2 separate regions of the Homo sapiens genome follow, and region 2 is linked to region 1. Evidence: chromatin contacts called from ENCODE Hi-C or POLR2A ChIA-PET data. All regions are on one chromosome and are shown on one strand. Each heading gives the region's core, a stretch centred on a gene start or an enhancer-like site at or near the end of the contact. The rest is flanking DNA. Distances are from core to core; before and after follow the strand shown. Region 1 holds the start of RPL26L1 (ribosomal protein L26 like 1). Region 2 has its middle 25 kb from the start of DUSP1.

Region 1 (5,109 bases), core at 2,453-4,952:
CATTCTCTGCATGCCAGGCAAGAGTGACTGCTCTTCAGGCCAGATCTTCCTTCGAGATGGATGTTATCTCCTTTTTAGGAAGGAGGAAACAGAGAGACCTCGTAACTTGGCATGGCCACACAGTGAGTCACACAGTTAGTAAAGATGGAATTCATACCCAGGTCTGCCTGACTCTGGGATTACGAAGAATTACATGGTTCCACCTCAGTCCCAAGGTCATCTTTGCTGTGCCAAAAGGGAAAACTGGAAATAGGGGTGGTCAGAGCAGGAGGTGCTTTTTTTGGTTTTGTTTTTCCTTTAAAACAACCTGCAGAGAAAATCTAAATTAAACATTCGCAGGGACAGCGTTCTTACAATTTTTTAAATCTTCAAAATGTAATTTTAATTACACAAATAACACAGGCTCATAAGCCCACTGGAGGAAAATTATCAAATACTAAAAAAAGTAAAAGGGGAAAAACGAAAGTCACCCGTAATCCCACTAATCAGAGATGATCATTTAATGATAACATTTTAGTGATGCCTTTTGATAAGCAAAATGGGATCATACTGTTCATATTATTGTATAGCTTAGCCCTCACTTAACAGACATCTTCCTAGATTAATAAATACGGATCGCATTATTATCTTTATGGGCTGCAAGATAAATAATAACCATATTGAGCATCTAATGGTAGATTATGTCCATCCTTTGTTCCCATCTCACTCAGAGCCTCAGTTTTCTCACCTGTAAAAGGGACAATTCATACTGTTATTTAACGGACTGAAATGAGGTAATGCTTGTAAACCTGTTAGCACAATGCCTGACAGTAAATGCTCAGCCCATTAAGAAGAGCCATTATTATCCATCTAATAAATAAATAAATTCCAACATTTATTAAGTTCTTCCTCTGTGCCAGGTATTGTGCTAAGGGTTCATTTAATCCTGACACCAGGCCGGGTGTGGTGGCTCACATCTGTAATCCCAGCACTTTGGGAGGCTGAGGCAGGTGGATTGCTTGAGGTCATGAGTTCAAGACCAGCCTAACCAACATGGTGAAACCCTGTCTCTACTAAAAATACAAAAATTAGCCAGGCGTGGTGGCATACGCCTGTAGTCCCAGCTACTCAGGAGGCTGAGGCAGGAGAATCACTTGAACCCGGGAGGTGGAGGTTGCAGTGAGCCAAAACTGCACCACTGCACTCCAGCCTGGGCGACAGAGCGAGACTCTATCTCGAAAAAAAAAAAAAATCCTGACACCAAACCAATGAGGTAAGTACTATCATTATTCCCATTTTTCAGATGGGAATAAACTGAGTGACCAAGAGGCTGAATATCTTCTCCAAAGCCAAAGAACCAGGCAGTGGCAGAGATCCAAACCCAAGCGATTTGGGTGCCAGGGCTCAAGCACTTCCCCATGCAGCCACTGCCTCGAGAAATAAAAAGACTCACCAGACACTTCCTCTGTGCTAGGTGCTTTGAGTTCCTGCGCATGTTTCCAGGGGTGGGCATGAGACAAGACAGCCAGTCTCACTACATTGTTAGAATGACAGCCTCCAGCTCTTGTCATCCAGGATATCATTGTGCCTGTTTTAATTTTACTGAACCACACAGCATGTTAAAAACAAAACAAAACAAAGCAAAAAGCCTTCCCTGCTCTGCTTGATCATGGATACTCCTTGATGATCTTGGGTTCTCAAGATCTGTCTTTACATGGCTTTCCTTCACCAGTGAGGCTCTGAACTTCTTGGGAGCACTCCTCCCCAGATCTCTTTAATCAAGACCTGTACCTGGCTCCATGTAGGTACCAAATAAATTGATGAGCAAATGAATGAATGTATGAGTAAATAAGTGGGTGAATGACAATAAATGGATATGTGATAGAGAAATGAGTGAATAAACAGAACCAGTGAGTGAGTGAGTGAATGAATGAGTGAATGAATGAATGAACTCCTTGGGGCAGGGCATGGGTTTGACTAACACCTAAGGACTATTCTAAGAAGAACCTCTGACCTTTACTGTGTGTGCGCCGTTATGCCAGCGTCTGCTCCTGGGTTGCCGATAGGTAATGACTTCCTTTCTTAGGACTGCCCCCCAACCTCCTTATTCTTGGAGCCTGGGCACACGCACAGCTGGGTGGCCCTTCAGCTGATACTGCCTTAACTGCTTTAACTCTGCCTGCTGTGCTGTCCAGGCTTCTGCAAATAGCCCAGGTGTGGCCATCCTCCAGAGGCCTCCAACATTAACTGTGAAGGGCCCGGAATAAAACCTAGTATTAGTAGGCCAGGCGCAGTGGCTCACGCCTGTAATCCCAGTACTTTGGGAGGCCGAGGCGGGAGAATCACCTGAGGTCGGGAGTTCAAGACCAGCCTGACCAACATGGAGAAACCCCGTCTCTACTAAAAATACAAAATTAGCCGGGCGTGGTGGCGCATACCTGTAATCCCAGATACTGGGGAGGCTGAGGCAGGAGAATCGCTTGAACTTGGGAGGCGGAGGTTGCGGTGAGCCGAGATGGTGCCACTGCACTGCAGCCCAGGGAACAAGAGCGAAACTCTATCTCAAAAAAAAAAAAAAAAAAAATCTAGTATTAGTAAACGCAGGTGTTTAACAATGTCACCACTACATGTCAGGGAACACTGATAAACTAAGAGAGAGCACGGGACCTGCCTGGGTGTGGCTGCTGTACTTGCAAGACATCTTCCCTCTCTGAGTTTCAGCATGCCGGCATTTGGCACTAAGTTGTCGTTCAACATATATGGAATGAATGAACGAAAGGGAGAGTTGGAGTTAATAACACCTTGCATAGAATAAACCCCGTCGGTTCTTAACCCGAAGAGAGTCGAGACCCAGAGCCCTTTTCCTTCCCTGCCGCCACGGTGCCCACGGAGGGGGCGTGGTTGATCTCCCTCACAGCTCCGTCGGGACCAGAGACCCGGGGACCTTTTACACCCAGGGTCCGCGCAAAGTGTCGGCCTAGCCAGTGGTTGGGTGGCGCCCGGGCCTCCAGGCAGTCTTCCAGGGGTCGGCGAACGAAACGCGGAGCTCGGGAGCGACCCGGCGGGGCCAGGCACGGGCAGAAGGGCCAAGAGGGCCACAGGTGGGCGCGGAGCGGCCGGAGTGGGCGGGGACTGGATGAGAGGGGCGGGGTCTAGGAGAGAGGGGCGGGGCGGCGGCCACAAACCCGCAGGCACGCCGCCGGCCGCCGTTTAGTCCCAGAGATAGAAAAAAGTAGAGGTAGGAGGGCGCGGCGGCTCACGCCTGTAATCCCAGCACTTTGGAAGGCCGAGGCGGGCGGATCACGAGGTCAGGAAATCGAGACCATCCTGGCTAACAGGGTGAAACCCCGTCTCTACTAAAAATACAAAAAATTAGCCGGGCGTGGTGGGGGGCGCCTGTAGTCCCAGCTACTCGGGAGGCTGAGGCAGGAGAATGGCGTGAACCCGGGAGGCGGAGCTTGCAGTGAGCCGAGCTCGCGCCACTGCACTCCAGTCTGGGCGACAGAGCGAGACTCCGTCTCAAAAAAAAAAAAAAGAACACCAGTAAGCCTCTACCGCAGGCCCTACACAAGCAGGCCCTTGTACTCACTGGCATCGCCCTCCCGGGGCCGCCAGGAATGAGGCACTGAGATCCCACCCCAAGCCGCTGGGGGCGCCATTCGACTTCGCTCCTACGGAAATGGGGCTTCGATGTCTTTCTGCGCTTGCGCGGCACGGAAACTCACTTCCGGCCCTGCGCACTCAGGGTCTGAGGCAGCTAGTAGCCGGGTGAGTGGAGGCTGGAGTTTTCTCGGACAGTGAACTCTACCGCCCCGTGAGACCCTGCCCTATGTGTCGCGGGAACACATGTCACCCCACAGCTCTCTTTGAGTGACCTCCCGACCACCCATTCCTGCCTAACCCTAGCATTCCTTCCTCAGCCTCAAGGTCCCAGTGCTACCCTCTCCCCCACGACCCCTTTAGACGGGCATGCGACCTCCACACACGCCTCACTTTATGTGATAGTCAGACTAGTCGCATCTCTCTGTCCTCCCTCAGTTGCCTTTTCAGAGGCTACCTCCCCTGTAGAGCCTTTGTTGGGGGATGAGGAGTGTCTTGGGTCGAGAACAGGCCCCTGTAACCCACTGAGCGCCCCTTCATTCCGTCTCTCTCCGCCCTTTGTAGAGGGTCACCATGAAGTTCAATCCCTTCGTTACCTCGGACCGCAGTAAAAACCGCAAACGTCACTTCAATGCCCCCTCACACGTGCGCAGGAAGATCATGTCATCCCCGCTCTCCAAGGAGCTGCGGCAGAAGTACAATGTCCGCTCCATGCCCATCCGCAAGGACGACGAGGTCCAGGTACGTCTCCCTCCGGCGCTAGTGGCGCTCGGACACCGTTGCCTAAGAACGTCATGCGTGGAGCAGTCACAGACTCACATGCCTCAGGACTCTGGAAAGTAGTGTGACCCTTCAGATGTGTTAGGCCAGAGATAGGGTTCAGAGCCACCAGAGAGTGCCTGCGTTGCTTTAGAGCATTTAATTATTTAATAGTAATAGTAAAATTTAATAAAACAGTATGTCAACCAAGCAAAAACCTGCTTTTTTGTTTGTTTTGTAGAGATAGGGTCTTGCTATGTTGCCCAGGCTGGTCTCTGAACTCCTGGCCTCAAGTGATCCTCCCACCTCAGCCTCCCAAAGCACTGGGATTACAAGTGTGAGCCACCGTGCCCCACCAAAAATACTTTTGATTTAACCTTCTGGCTGCTAGTTTGCCAAGTGTTGTTGCCCAGGGTGGCTTGTTGAACCAGACTGTAGGGGAAGGTGCTGCAGTGAGAGTAGTGTTTTAGTGTATTTGGGTGTAGTGGGATTGATGGACAGAGATTTGTGGGAGCTGGCCATGTGATAGCATTGGATTTGGCAGGAGAACTGGTAAAGATGCAGCGAGTCACTCTTTCATAATTTCTAAAAGACTGGCCCATGTGAGAACGTACAAGCCCTCTGTTCTCTGTGATTGGAGCTTAGAATGCATGAGAGGAGGGAAGGGAGTTGGATATGAGTGAAATAAGCAGGGGCTAGATTCATTCCTCAAAGGAATATTTATGGAGCACTTACCAGAGATTGTTCTAGGACAAGATTGACGAGGCCCTT
Region 2 (4,908 bases), core at 423-2,922, 160 kb before region 1:
GCCCCAGGCAAATAATATTATCAAGGACGCTTTTTAAAATTCCAGCAGACTGGAGAGGGTGGGTTGTTTTTCCACTTTTGGGTAAGGATTTTGGACTTCAGCCTGCAGGCCCTGCCTCCAGCCAGGCAGAGGAAAAGGTCGCATGAGAGACGCAGCTCTGGTTCAAAGGTCCCTCACGGAGAAGCCTTTTCCTTCCAGCAGCCGCCACGGAAGGCCGACTTACTTGCTCTTTTCAGGCCTCTATTATACTTGCCTTTTACCCCTAAGAGCAAAGAAAAGAGGAAGCTGCTGTTTGCTTTCTGGAGGCCCAGGCAAAGTGAAAATAGGAGCACCCATGAGAAAGATGGTGACTCATTCCCTGACGGAGGGACCAGGCCAGCTAGAGCAGAGGGGCCTTGGGAAGACCTGGGCTTTTGTTCCTTTTGGGACCAAAATGAATCACTGATCTCATTAAGTCACACCGGCCAGTCCCGAACTTTCCCGGGTAGAACCACTGCAAGCATCAAATCTTAGGTGAGGCCCCATCAATGGTCATGAACAGGAGCAAAAAGGTTGAGCTTCTCCTCATTCAAAAGGCCAGAAAAGACCTTGTTCTCCTTGGAGCAAAGTGGTAACTGGACCCAGAAGAGGAAGGTCAGGCACGATGCCTCGAACAAGGCCGGTCAGCAAGGTGGTAGCCCCCTACCTAGGCACACTAGTGCTTTGGGACGCCATACAACACACCCACTCATTTGCCCATGGATTCAGACAGGGAGTCAGCAAGCATTGACAGGACATCCAGCTGGTGCCAGGTGTTCTACATGCCATCTCTTCTCCAGACCCTGCATAAGAGGAAGAGGAGCCTCATTCCACAGACAAGAAAACAAAGGTGGCTGGGCGCAGTGACTCACCCCTGTAATCCCAGCACTTTGGAAGGCCAAGGTGGGCTTATCACCTGAGGTCAGGAGTTCGAGACCAGCCTGGCCAACATGGTGAAACCCTGTCTCTACTAAAAATACAAAATTAGCAGGGCATGGTGGTAGGCACCTGTAATCCCAGCTACTTGGGAGGCCAAGGCAGGAGAATCGCTTGAACCCAAGAGGTGGAGGTTGCAGTGAGCTGAGACTGCACCATTGCACTCCAGCCTGGGCAAAAAGAGCAAAACTACCCCCTCAAAAAAAAAAAAAAAAAAAAAGAAAGAAAGAAAAGGAAAGAAAAAAGAAAAGAAGAAAAGAAAAAAAAGAAAAGAAAAGAAAACCAAAGCACTGGCCTGGCTCACACAGCCAGGAATCCATCCCAGAGCTGGCTGACCCCGAACCTTTCTTCTTTTGATGTTTTCTCTACAGAGACCTACTCTTCATCAGCAGGCACTGAAGGCACATTTCACACATCATCATCTGTGTTTGTCTAGGAGAGCCTAGAAAGTCAGAGATTTTTCTCGACAAAGCAGCCTGGGTTATTTCAGAGGAGGAACCTGCTGCATGGAGAAGCAGAAACTTGGGCCCATCCTCCAAGGCTTCAGCATTCCAGAGGCCAGATGTGTGAGCCTGACGTCACCCACCAAGTCGTGGCCCCATTCCAGGCTGCGCTCCGATGGATTGCGACCCCTGTTCCTCCATGCTGTCTCCTCCTCCCTTTCCTTGGCGTGAAGGAGACTGAGTGGTGCTGGCAGCCACTCCCCAGCATCTGGCGGAACATTCTGCCCCATAGTTGAGCTCTTTTCACTCCCTAGCTTCCCCTAGGGATGGCTGGTGACTCATATTTCCATTTTCAATGTGGGGCCAGGAGCCTGATCTTTCCATGACCACCAGGACTGGCTATATAGCGTCGGAATCAAGGACATGAGCTATGACATCAGATAGGCCTGAGTTCAAATCCTTCTCGACTGCTTGTTGGCTGTGTGATTTCGGTCAACTAACTCACCCTCTCTGAGCCTCTCTTTCCCCATTTGGAAATGCAGGCCACAATGATCCACTCTGATGTCTTCCTTCTTGCAAAAGTCCCTTCCCTTTTGCCTGAAGCTCTGAAAAATGAACCGTTCCCTCTATCAGCTTTCTCTTTTAAATATTTACCTTTCACAAGCCGAGGAAAGAGGAAGCTGATATTAGATTTTTTGAAATAGAATAGTAATATTTATATGCCATTTACTGTGTGTAAAGGATCTATTATCAGGTGTTATTATTCACCCCATTTTATAGGTGAGGAAACTGAGGCCCAGAGAAGTAAAGTAACTTGCCCGAACCAGTAAGTGGCATGGCTGAAATTCACACCTAGGCTGTCTGTCTTCAGAGCGCATGCTCTTAATCCCGATATAGAGAAATGCAAACGAGATGAAATGGGGAAGGCCTTGGCACAGTGCTGGGCCCACAGTGAACTCCAAGTAAGTGTTTGCTGCTAGTACTATTACTACTATTACTTCATCAGCATGTCAGAGTCTCATCCTTGCACGCGAGAAGAAGCAGGGCAGGGATCCCTGCCCTTCTGGCCAAATCCAGCAGTCAAGATGCTCTTGAGTTAAAAAGGGCCAATCGCTCACCCCAAATGTGGGGGTCCCTTGCATGCCAATGGAATGTTCTTGTCACGTGGCCTGCCAAGGGGGGATGCTCTCCCTTGTCCTTAGGGTGGAAACAGGAGAGGCCCCATAGATGTCAGCAGATTGTCAGGTGACCGTCCAGCCCAGGCAGCTTGGCTCCAAGAGGCCAGGTTTAACCACTGGGCTCTCTGCTTCCCCGAGAGACCACTCCTATCAAAAGGTGAAGCTTGTGATTTGGGCCCTAAAACCAAAAAGCCAATGAGATGCTGGTAACAGAAGCCCTACCAGAGACAAAGTATCCCTTCGTGGTTACATGTGAAAGGCTGGGCACAGGAGTATCAGGAAAACACAAACACAAAGAAAGCAGGGCTAGCAATATGGATGGCAGACAAGACAGAATTTGAGGAGAAAAGCATGAAATTGAAGGATAAGGGGACCTCTTTGTCTCCATGTGCCACCTCCAACTGGCCTCTCATTTTTATTATCCTTCCTAGACCTCTTCCACCTCATCCAGTTCTTCTGTGGCCCCTTGGTGGCCAAGGCCCGCCCTCTTCATGCCCCACGAGAGATGAGCCAGCCTCCAGGTCTCCCACTGCTGCTTGGTTTCCTTTCTCAGGGGCCTTTGGGAGGTTGAGTTTTTTGTTTTTTTTTTTTTTTTTTGAGACGGAGTCTTGCTCTGTCACCCAGGCTGGAGTACAGTGGTGCCATCTTGGCTCACCGCAACCTCCACCTCCCGGGTTCAAGCAATTCTCCCGCCTCAGCCTCCCGAGTAGCTGGACTACAGGCGTGCACCACCATGCCTGGCTAATTTTTGTATTTTTAGTAGAGATGGGGTTTCACCATGTTGGCCAGGCTGGACTCGAACTCCTGACCTTGTGATCCGCCCACCTCAGCTTCCCAAAGTGCTGGGATTACAGGCGTGAGCCACCGTGCCCAGACGAGGTTGAGATCTTTACTGCTTGGTCTTCTTTGACCAGACATGGCTATTATCCCCTCTCTCCCCCAGTTTCCAAGGTTCCAACTCTGCCTGTTTTCAGGGCACTAGGGAGCTTGCCTCCCAGAAGGAGTGAGAGCGAGGGTGGACACCCAAAGGCCCTCTGCCTGGCTGGTTGCTCACACAGCTGTCTTTGAGTGAAGCGTCTGGCCCACAGTAGACATCCATAAATGTGTGTTGCCTAAACTCAACTGAACCCTTAGTCTATAAATTCTGTTACTTTAACTTGAAAAAAGTGATGAGGAGGTCTTATCTGACAGTATTCATCCTGAGCTATAGAGATCATTCTAGAAAATTTCCTACCGAATGTTTTCAGCTAGAAAATAAGCTCACTGGAAGCCCCCAAGCCCATGCCTGTCCCTTACTTCCTTCATTCAATGAGCATTGATCAAGATTGCTACCCAGCACTTGATGTTGTAAGAAATGCAAAACTGTGTAAGGCTTCAAGCTGCTAACACTATAGAAAGGACAGGAAGTCCTCCAGCCATGGGTCGATGTCTATGGAACATCAGCTATTTGCTCCCAGATATTGATTACTTACAGTGCAACAGGAAACAGAACACTTCGTGGAGCTCATAGTCTCCAGCGGGGGTTGACAGACATCAAAACCAAAATCACAGCCCCAAGCGCAATCATCCCAAGCCCCCATCACAGTACCAGGCACCCCATGCAAACAGCTGCCTTTCAAGACACTCGCTTCAGAGTTGGGCTCAGCTGGCTAGCACCTCAGCTGCATCACTTACTTTGTGTGACCTTGAGCAAAAGGTATAAACTCCCTGAGGCTTAGTTTCATTTTCTGTAAAATGTAAATAATAATCACTTTCTTCCTGGGGTCATGATAAAAATGAAAAGCAATGACCCAAGTAGCTGGCATATCATTATTATTATTATTATTATCATTATGATAATGACCATGACAATATAATAAATACCAGATGAATGGCACAGAAATGGGAGAGGGAGGGAATACTTCTTCCTGGAGAGAGGATGGTATGAGGATAATTTTCGGGAGAAGGTGGGTGTTGGTGCTGAGCCCTAAAGGAGGGGTTGGATTTCTATACAAGGAAGTGGCGAAGAGTGAATCAGTTCAAAAGTAGAAAAATGAATGATTCAGAAGGTCATTAAAATAAAACAAATAAAGAATCTAAACCAAATGACTGGGTTCCTTAAAAATAGGACATTGCATTGCCAAGCTAAGAAGCATTAGTCAGGCGGAGGAGGTGGCTACTGGGAAATTTCACCCAGTTCAGCATTATTGAGAAGTTGTGGGTTCCTGAAGCCTTCAGTGGGCGTTGTGCAATCCTGAGGGGTTAAGGTAACCCAAACCCTGGTCCAGGGAGTGAAAGGGAACTGTATAGGTTGGGGTCAATATTAGAAAAAAGCTCCTTGAAAAGCACAGTGG

Evidence for each region. Hi-C counts contacts between places; a loop is a spot of excess contacts on that map. ChIA-PET counts read pairs that join two places held with the same protein, here RNA polymerase II (POLR2A). Pooled maps may share reads with other maps.
Region 2: a pooled map shows a loop between it and region 1 (2.4-fold over the local background). The contact joins the enhancer-like site here to the promoter of RPL26L1 in region 1. A Hi-C loop is called at or near these places in 3 of 168 maps with a recorded cell type or tissue (B cell, mammary epithelial cell and naive thymus-derived CD4-positive, alpha-beta T cell), 3 of 37 single-sample maps with no recorded cell type and 13 of 50 pooled maps. POLR2A ChIA-PET finds 5 or more read pairs at or near these places in 6 of 52 experiments (BJ, H1, HepG2 and 3 more).

The regions. Positions count from the first base shown.
Region 1 is chr5:172,955,722-172,960,830 of GRCh38, forward strand. It overlaps RPL26L1 (ribosomal protein L26 like 1), which reads left to right and starts at 3,703. Exons shown (of 4, transcript NM_016093.4): 1 at 3,703-3,747; 2 at 4,144-4,320. The coding sequence starts at 4,153. It overlaps RPL26L1-AS1 (RPL26L1 antisense RNA 1), which reads right to left and starts at 3,647. Exons shown (of 4, transcript NR_026682.1): 1 at 3,569-3,647; 2 at 2,418-2,536; 3 at 1,433-1,581; 4 at 1-307. RefSeq lists an enhancer at 1-549.
Region 2 is chr5:172,793,924-172,798,831 of GRCh38, forward strand. No RefSeq gene overlaps it. Among named protein-coding and RNA genes, the nearest start is that of DUSP1, 25 kb to the left of the region's middle. Within about 2 kb of position 1,673, at least 25 of the 41 ENCODE cell types and tissues checked have a DNase peak (open chromatin) inside an H3K27ac peak, as active enhancers do.